Regions from separate parts of the Mus musculus genome. Here region 2 is linked to region 1. A link is a loop called in an ENCODE intact Hi-C map of the cell type or tissue named here. Cell type or tissue: heart. All regions are shown on one strand.

Region 1 (5,000 bases):
CAATAGCTAAGCCCTTATAGGTGTTCAATAATGTAAGCAGATGAAGGAGTAATTAATGAATGAACACAAAAGCATCCCAGAAATAGGACATATACTGTAGACTTTACTATTATGAGGCGTCTAAGCCTAGCTGAACAAAAGGTACAGGCTCATGGGGGCTCTCCAGAATTGAGCTTGATACCTTGATACATGTGTAAAATAAGCTTTACTACCACAGCATATTTGAAAGTATCATAACATTCAAATTACAAATGTGTATTTCTGTGGCTATGAATATTATAAGCTGGGCATGGTGGTGCACGCCTTTAGTCCCAGCACTTGGGAGGCAGAGGCAGGCGGATTTCTGAGGCCAGCCTGGTCTATAGAGTGAGTCCCAGGACAGCCAACGCTACACAGAGAAACCCTGTCTCAAAAAACAAAAACAAAACAAAACAAAACTGAATATTACAAAGATATATAATAGTGATACTAAATATTAAAGCAACTATACTGGGTTATTCTAATCCAGAAACTTTCTTTTCATGGTAATCTCTATTATTCTCCGTGAAAAAAATGACTCTCCTGTAGTCTTATTTTTTTCGAAACCTACTTCATGAAGTTTATTAGAACTAAGAGTTCTTAAATGCTTCAATATCCCTTCTAGCCCACCAACCAAAGGTAGGGGAGAAGAAAGGTTAACAGGAAATGGGGGATGTGGACCTGTTTAGAAGTAGTTCTTTGGGGGCAATTTTAAACATAAGTCGATAGCAGTGTCTTGATCCAGAAGAAACTGTGAGGCTCTGCCAAACTGGCACAAGCCTGGTGCTTTTTTCTCTATAAAGTCACAACAAGCAAAGATCAGAAAAGACCAGCAAAGCATTGCAAGGTGAACTAATGCAAGAGTGTCCTCCGTTTGTGGGGACATTGTGGGGACATGTGTCCTCTCAAGCATCTGCTCCAGCAAAACACTATCTGCTCTTTCACAAGACAGCTTCCTGAAAAACATCACATGACACAACGGAGTCTAGGAGTTTCCACTTCGCCCCTTTTCCCCAAACACTGTCAAAAGCTATCACTACTTACATGGCAAATAATTATTCCTCACAATGACAGGTCATGATTTTGGTCCTTACTCCCCACAGAAAAAACACATAGAATATGGCCAACTTAAGATGTACAGCGTGTGGGGTTGGAGAGATGGCTCAGTGGATAAGAACACTTATTGCTCTTGCAGAAGACCTGGATTCAGTTCCAAATATCAGCATGGCAGCTCACAGCTGTCTGTAATTCCTCAAGTCCCAAGGGATCCAACATCCTCTTCTGGCCTTCAGGGATATAGGCTCATATATCCAGGCAAAGGAAAATACTCATATACATAAAATAGAACAAATAAACCTAAAATATTTTTTAAAAAGAATATTTGAAGTAATTGGAGGTACTGCTCATGTTGGACATCATGTTTTAATCCAAAGACTTCTCATAGTTGGTAAAGTTCTGTCCTTGTTACTAAAATTCCTTCCACAGGAGAGACATAGAGCAACATCTATCCCTTTCAAAGTTCTAAAGATAAACTGAGACACAATTCTGCCAAACGTTATTCTAGAGAACCAATTAATTTACTGGGCTTTCTTAGGTAAGGGGCTACTTACAGGAGTGTGGCCTTCCTCCCCCAGTAGGTTGAATCTACTAGGGATGAGGGCTTCTTTGTAACCACATAGATGGTATCATCCCTGGTCTCTACCAGCTCAGCGCCTGCCCAGACTTGTGCAGCCTTGATAAGCAGTAGGGAGTATCTGGATACTAAGAAGAAAATTTCATGCCCTGCTTGGTGCCTATGGGCTAGTGTGTACAGCTGGATGGTCTTTAGCAAGGGAGCACTCCCCAAGATGGCCATTGCTTGGCTTGGAAGATGGTCAGAGGAGAGTCCTCAGTTGCCTGCTCAGGCACAGCTAGCAAGTTAGGAGCTGGCATGAATCTGCATCAGTCTTCTCCACATCAAAGGGGATTTTTAAAAGCAAGGCTTAGAGGACTTAAGTTTTCTTCCTATTTTTTTTTTATTCACTGTGAAAATGGAAAGGTGTTGTTGTTGATGCTATTGCTAAAGTACCATTATAGGATTAAGAGAGAGAGAAAAAAAGGCAAAGGCTGAGTAATTGTTTATGTAATTATTTATGGCTTATCTAAGATCAAACATTTTTAGGCCCTCTGAAGCAAAAGGGAAGCGGTTGTTTCCTGTACACCAACTTGCTTTGTCACAGTCCACAATTTGAAGACCATAATAAGCAGTAGAGGACATGATGACTTCTCCCCTGGGAGAGGGGTAATTCCTTAAAGATCCTGGACTGAGTTATTTGGTTCTGAAAGGGGCCCAGGTTTCCTTCCCTGTGACCATCATGGTGCCGAAGACACTTAATGGGAGGGAAGCTCTGCTATTTCCAATGCTGGTGGAAGTTCAGTCCTTAGTACAGGAACACTGGGGCTTTGGAGTCTGCAGAGCTGGTGGGAACCAGCCGATTGCTGTAAAGCAGATGTCAGCCCGACGCCACCTCCAGTCTTTCAGGCTGGGTCTTGTGGGAACTGTGTCCTGAGAAAGTGATGAGGGTTAAAGTTCAACAGTGCCTCATGGCCTGGGTTTGAAGTTTAGGGTTTGTAAGGCACCGCCCAGATCCAGAGCAGTGCTCAAAGGATGAGAAACTGAGGGGACAGGAAGGCCAGTGTGACCTCTGCTCACTTTTGCAGTATGCAATTCTGCTCAGCTCTCCAGCCATAGGCCACTCCGCACAAACGACCCTCCCACGGCATATAACCACGTGACCGGGTAGGTTGTGAGAGACCATCCACAGAGCCAATCAGAGCCTCCGTCTCCCGTTCCATTGTGCACCCTTGCCTGGTCTCTGAAGAAACTAGATTTTCTCTGCTCTCTTCAGGGGCTTTCCACACACTTGGCCCTCTGCCTAGAGGACACAATTGCCCCATGCCACTTTGTACTTATTCAGAAATCACTTTTTATGGAATGAGTTTCCAGAGCCATGCTACACCCGCAAGACTGGATTAGATGCTCATCCCCCTAGCACCTTCACGGCTCCGTAGAAATAAAGCATAGTAGTTACTGTTTACCTCAGAAAACCCGGATAAGCTTTCAACCATCTTTATAATTTGTGGAACACTTCAAAAACAATCTTACTCAGAACCAACCGTAATAGAGCAGATGCTTTGAGGAGAAGACGGTGAAGAGGGACGCAATGCCGGATCCCATCTGTGGTACACCTACCCCAACTAAGAAGCACAGGTGGGGAGATGCACGTATCCTTGGGGGAATTTTACTATTTGTCATAGGAGGGGAAACCCAGAGATCTGCATCCGAGGAAAGGTAATAGGATGTTTTATGTAAAGGTTTCACATGTCAATTTTATAATTTTATAAGCCCCCTATACAAATCCTTTAAAAAGCTTTATATATAAACCATATATAAAACCTTTACATATAAAGCCTTTTAAAATTTGTCTACCTTATCTATTAAAATATCATTTCCAGGGCTGACAAGATGGCTCAAGACATAAAAGCGCTTTCCTGTCAAGCCTGAGTTTGATTCCCAGGAGACATATGGTGGAATAAGAACGAGCTCCCACAAACTATCTCCTACCTCCTACCTCCATGCATGTCCTTTTCCAAATAAATTAATACGAAGTATGAATTTCTTAAGGGCAATATCCCTGAACCAAAGAACACGTGGGACGGAACAGGAATGGATGAGTAATGAAGAGATCACACCACACGGACAAGCTGCTTTAGCACTAAAGGGCTAAGAGAACTGGGGCCGCAGACCTGGTTAAAAAACAAGCCTGGAAAAGGAGATTTTTTTTTTTTTTCTCAAAGAACCAAACAAAGGTGGCCAAGAATCTAACTGTAGAGTATTCAGAGCAGGTGCAGAGGCACACAGCAGCACGAGCGATCCCTGCCCAGAGCAGGGCTCGGTTTGAGGCCCAGGATGCACAGCGCGCTGTAAGGGTTTTCCGGAAAGTCAGCAGAAGGGACATTCCAAGCCTGACTTAGTGCTCAGAAGATTCTTATCTGTCTCTGACTTGAGTGGCTTTCTCAGACCAAAGAAAGAACACCAGCAATCTGAAACGAACTTAATTGGCCTGGACAGTGCCAATAGTAACATGCGTTGCCATGGTAGCTAATGCGCACACTCCTCAATCAATAATGCCGCCTTATCTGCCTTCTAAAGAAAGGATAAATGGAAAAAGGAAGGAAGGAAAGCCACCGGTCCTGCAAAGATTCCCATATCCTTGTGCTGTTACCTTTCTGGATTCTGCCCGTTGCCTGAAAAGCTGACAGGTAATTATTTGGTTCCCAAAGAGCAAACAACCCTCACTTGATCACAGGGGCTGCTGGCATCTTACAAGGAAACTTGCGCTCTGTTTGACCGCTGGAAGGTGGAGGGCATTTTGAGTCACCAGAGAGAATTGGGAGAATTATTCAGAGTCCATTCCTGATGACATAGGTAGTAATTACAGAAGAAGAAATGGAAACTCGAAAAGCTCTAAGAAATGAGTGCTGCCTTTAAAGGCGGCGGCGGGGAGGGGGGGGTGATCTTATCATATTTTACGGTGACATTACATGTGGATGCTTTTAAAACTTCTCTGGTGGAAATGATCTGGAATTGGGACTCCACTGAAGATTAAAGGGTTTGGGGCGGGAGAGGGGATGAACTTACGTCTTTGTTTCACTGGTTCGGCTCCAGCCTTTCTCCTTCATAGAAAACAGACACAGGGAAAAAAAGCTCTGAGGTCATCGTATGGATGCCCTGAGGGTCAGAACCAGTCTATTCTCTGTGGGGCTGGCTGAAGTACTTCTTTCAGGAGATTTTGAAAGAGTTTAAGTAATGCAGCTCCCACCACTTCCTTCAGCAGATTTTAGTATTCATGGTCTTGAGCAAAGGCTTTTTTTTTTTTTGGTAACAAAATGGCAGGCAGATAGTGAGTAGCTGGCCGCTGCTCTCAAATCATCGAGCTGCA
Region 2 (5,000 bases), 130 kb after region 1:
CGCCTGTCTGAGGTACATCATACAATGTAACAGGTTCTCCAGGAGACATGAATAATGGGAGCAGCAAGGAACTCAGATCTGAGCAAAGAACCAGGATCAATAATTCAAGGGTCACGCAGAGGGTGGGCGAGGTCAAACCCCAATGTCTCCCAGGCTGGAAGAATTCCTTCTGCAGATGATGGGCCCTTTATGTATGGAATCTATTCTGGCCAATGTCTTGACAAGACATTGTTCTGAGGGAACACCACCTAGTACTGTCAGGAAATACTGAGCGTGCAGGTACTGGTAACTGTTCTGTTCTCTCAGAGCCTAAGGCCCTTCACCTTCCACCATTTTAGAGAGGCTGTGGTAATGGCTTGCACAGAAAGACCTCACAGTGACTCCCATTCTGACCTCTGCTTGTCCCCCACTTGTCACTGTTGCTGCTCACTTGCAGCCATGCTGATGTGACTGGACTAGGATGGCTGGGAAAATGGATGGGGGAGGGACACGGGGTGGGGGGGGGGAACGACTCCTTGAGAGCCCCAACATTCAATCACACGTTCCCCAGCCTGGAGGGCTCCCAGCAATGGCACTCCCATTAGCATGATTTCCAGCTAGCTTATTAACCAAACCCCACTGCTTCTGGCTTGCATTCAGGCCCTGATACAAAGGAATAAGTAAAAGCTGTTTTCTCCACAGCGGTATCTCGCCTCCTTGGCAGGTGGCAGAGGGTGATGTATAGAAGAGCTGGCATCTCCTCCTCCTCCTCCTTGGAAAGAAATTCAGCACACAACACCCCTGTCAGCCATCCCACCAGCCAGCTGACTCTCTGGGGGCAGCGGCAAAGCTGGCTCCAGCTGCCTTGACTAGGAACAATCCCCATGTGACTGAGGACTCTGTACTGGCTCTGCCCTCTCCTGGAGTCCCAATTCCCACCCAGGCGACCTCTGCCTCTATGCACCAAGCTCCCAAATTCTCCTCCCTCATCCTTCTGTGTAATCAATTCCTGTAAAATGTCATTGGAACTTTCAAGTACTGCCTTTCTAAAAGCCCATTAGTTTCATTAAAGCTGCCCTATCCTCCGCCTCTCTTTCCTTCATTGTAATACATACATCAGCATATTCTACTGGATGCAGAGCTATTGCCATGCTAACAGAGCCTTTCTTCTAAATGCTGAAGCTTCTGGAATAGCTTCTGTGTCTCTCCGTTCTTCTATCTGTGTTCCCACAGAAACAAAATTTGATGGCATCCACAGGGAGCAGTTGATAACACTGAGCTCCAACATCTGGTCCATCCGTGGCTCCTAATGTTATTATACAGAGGTCTGGGCTGCAACCTGACCAGGGATCTTGCTGGAGCTAGGTTGGCAGAGAAAGCACACTGCACTTTCTGAGACAATGTTACCATTGAGAGGTTTTTAAGAGGGAGGTATGAAACCAGAAAGAGTATCAAGTGCCTACCCTACCTTAGTGCACAGCCACTGATCAGGGTGCTGAGAAAGCCCAGGAGCGTCAAATGTCCCCATTTGCATTAGCACAAGGCAAGGTTGAAGGGATGCACTTGGCCATGTGGGTGGCACAGAGTAAACAGTTGATAGACAGTAAGCAACATCATTAATTCAGTGTGCGCCAAATAACATTCTCTGTACAAGACTCAAATCGCCTCTCTCATTTGCCTTCAGCACAGTCCTGGGAGGTAGTGCCACTTTCAACCCCATTTTAAAGACAAAGAAAGAAACAGAGTCCCAGATCTGTGGTCCCATAACCAGCAAGTACTGGCTGCAAGCTTTAAAGCCAAGTCAATTTGACTGCAAAGTGTCGCTTTTCACAATTAGCCCCATGAGCATCCTAGCATTTGCAGCCTAATTCTAACTGGGATCACCAAAGCTCCATAGAATAAGGGATTGTGAGATTTAGCCGAAACAAAACAATACCCCAACTAGATTCAAATTTTGGATAAGGAACAACTCTTAAAACACATCCCATGCAATATTTACTAATAATTATGCTAAAATATCATTTCTTTATGTGGCACTTAGACTCATACTTAGACTCATAGCCAACGTCTCATATTTTGCCTGGGACCCCTAATGTAGCACCACTCCCATAAAAACCCAGCCAGATAGTGTAGGTTAGAAACTCACAGGAGTGATGACTGAATTTACCCAAGCCAGCTCCAAAGTAAGACCCAGAGGCTCTGTGCTGTTTGATTGTTGTTGTTGTTGTATGTATCTTTTGACACAATATTTAGAAAATATCTCCACCACTCTGGACTGTAGGCAGATCTATAGGGCTTTTTTTTTTTTTTTAACTGATGTGGGAGGGCCCAGCCCACTGTGAGTAGTATCACCCCTGTACAGATGTTCCTAAATTGTATTTAAAAAGCAAGCTAAAAAAGCCAGAAGGTGCTAGAGAGATGGCTCAGCGGTTAAGAGCACTGACTGCTCTTCCAGAGGTCCTGAGTTCAATTCCCAGCAACCACATTGTGGCTCAAACCATCTGGAATGGGATCAGATGCCCTCTTCTGGTGGGTCTGAAGACAGCGATAGGGTACTCATATACAATAAATAAATAAGCAAACAAGTAAGTAAATAAGTAAATAAATAAATCTTTGCAGGGGGAGGGGGGAAGGGGTAGGGGATTTTCGGAGGGGAGACTAGGAAAGGGGATAACATTTGAAATGTAAATAAAGAAAATATCTAAGAAAGGAAAAGAAAAAGAAAAAAGAAAGCCAGAAGGACCAAATCAGTAAACATCACTCCTCCACGGCTTCTGCTTCAGTTCCTGCCTCTAGGTTCCTGCTCTGACTCCCTCCATGGACTGATCCCAGAGATGTAAACTGAACAAATCCCTCTCATCCCCAAGCTGCTTCTGGTCACAACCTATTGGAACCTGATGGGAATGTCCCCCCAGGACAGGCTAGAGCTGGACAGCCATGACCCGGAAGTGAACTAACAACAACTGGTGTATCCAAGCTGCACTGGTCTCAGCGGCTGCAGCCCTTCAAGTCTCAGCTGCAATTCACAGTCTGTGCCCTGTCATATCCTCCTCTGCCTGAGGCAGGAAACTCCTTCCTGCTCCCACCCACCCTGACATCTATTTTTAACAAAGAAACTAAGGATCTCCCTCATTTGAGAGACCAGGGTTGGGGGTGGAGGGGGGTGGGGGGAATGGCAGTTACATAGCCTCACCAAAAAAAAAAAAAAAAAAAAAAACACCAAAAAACAACCAACTGGATGCAGGAACAAGTTCACACTGGTAAACACCAGCCCTGGCCAATGCGTTCATTTTTCAAGTGTGAGCATGTTTTGAAGTCCAGATGCCATTTCAAAATGAGAATCTGAGAGAGCAGCCAGTGGGCTCTCCTGGCACTGAGTTCTTTTCCTCCTTCCCTGCTCTACAGAGAAGCAAATGTCACCGTTCTCATTTCCCCTTCTGTGGGAGTTGGTTCCACTGTTCTGACCAGAAAAGCAATAACCTTAGCCAGCAAGTTCCTCAGGCATTTCTGAAGCCAAACTCTGTGACCTCTCCTACCTGGCTCCCAGCTCTAAGTTATCAATGTAACACACACACACATTCGAACACGCACAGAGAGCCAAACCCACGTTTCTAAGAACTTAGCCCAGCAGTCTGACTCCAGCTTCCTGTAGACAAGTCGAAAGCCCCAGTCTACCCCACACATTCGAGGTGGGCCCCCTCCTCCAGTTTTGTAATCACCTGGTTTAGCCAGTCTGAGCTCTAGGGATCAGAGAAGGGGTTTGGCACCTTGGATAACCCCGAGCGCAATTGCTGTAGCTCTCAGCTATACCCAGGACCAGTGATTCTCACAGAGAAAGCCTTCCTTCCCTCACAAAAGGAAGCCAAATACAGAATGCCCAGAAAGATGTTTCACGTGTATCTAATAGTATGCCAATTAATGTTTTCGAATTGAATACTGTAAGCAACAGGTACGAAATACCTATTGTTTGTCCATTACAGAAGAAAAGCTCCATTCTTGGAAGTGACATGAGTCAGTCTTCCACATTTCATAGTTGCAATGATGGCCAATGATCGAGAGCCTGCTGACACCAGGCACTGTGCTAAACAGCTTACACACAGTGTACTGCTCGCTCCTGAGCCACCCCACCAGGTCAGATCGGAAAACTGAGGAATGCCCACCTGAAGAGCAGGATCTAAGCACGCTGACTCCAGGATCAAACCTGCGATCACACCACGTTTGTCTACTCATTGGCACGGCCTTGCGTGCCTTTCTCCTCGCTTTAGATGACACTGGCCTCTGGCCTCCCACAAAAAACCGAGACCATGCTGAGAATTAGGAAAAGCACTGTAAAGTCAAAGCTATTATTACCTTGCCATTTCCAACAGTCTGTAGAAGGTATGCATGATGTGAGTGTTGGAAGGCCAACACTAATAAAATCCTGTCTTGATAGAGTTCGTTCTCGTCAAGTCCTTTGCCAAATGAAGGAAACTTTCCATTTAAGCATGGGAAAAAAACATGTTACATACACACACACACACACACACACAACTGGCAGCCACTGAAAGAACCAATCTGAGACACCACTAAATCAGTGTGTTGGACCAACTAAGTGCTAAGCCAGTGCCATCTGCTGCTGGGAGACTCTAAAGAATGTCCATCCTCCACTAGTGTATCCTCCCTCTGACGTGAATGTGTTTCTCAAGACTTTGTGTGTTGAAATGGAATGACCTCTATGCGGGGTAGACTTTACAGGTTGATCCAGCAGTAGTGGTTAGAGTTGGTGGAGAAGAGGGATCTTTGGAAGATATTTAGAATGAATATGAATGAATGAAGAACATCACTGAGAATAAACTTCTATGAGTGAAGCCTGCAGCTTGCTCTCTCTCTCTCTCTTTCACACACACACACACACACACACACACACACACACACACACACACGACTGATTCTGTGAGATTCTGGTCCATGACTTGGGATCTGCGAGCAATGCACCCATCATTAGTCGCGATGCTTTGACTGTGAACCTTAGAACCGTGAGC

What was found. Hi-C counts contacts between places; a loop is a spot of excess contacts. Peaks named below come from ENCODE experiments on the same cell type or tissue, not always from the same donor. Only the 100,000 strongest peaks of a DNase experiment are listed, where the experiment ranks them.
Region 2: it touches region 1 in a loop (1.8-fold over the local background); 1 of 42 quality-filtered maps calls a loop at or near these places.

Annotation. Positions count from the first base shown.
Region 1 is chr2:71,749,331-71,754,330 of GRCm38, reverse strand. Gm17250 (a long non-coding RNA gene) reads left to right here and starts at 3,826. Exons shown (of 5, transcript XR_866415.1): 1 at 3,826-4,320. In heart, no CTCF peak of the experiment used is centred here; DNase peaks (open chromatin) are centred at 2,350 and 2,870; H3K27ac peaks cover 1,545 bases.
Region 2 is chr2:71,621,310-71,626,309 of GRCm38, reverse strand. No RefSeq gene overlaps it. Among named protein-coding and RNA genes, the nearest start is that of Gm36909, 32 kb to the left of the region's middle. In heart, no CTCF peak of the experiment used is centred here; a DNase peak (open chromatin) is centred at 2,959; H3K27ac peaks cover 713 bases; H3K27me3 peaks cover 163 bases.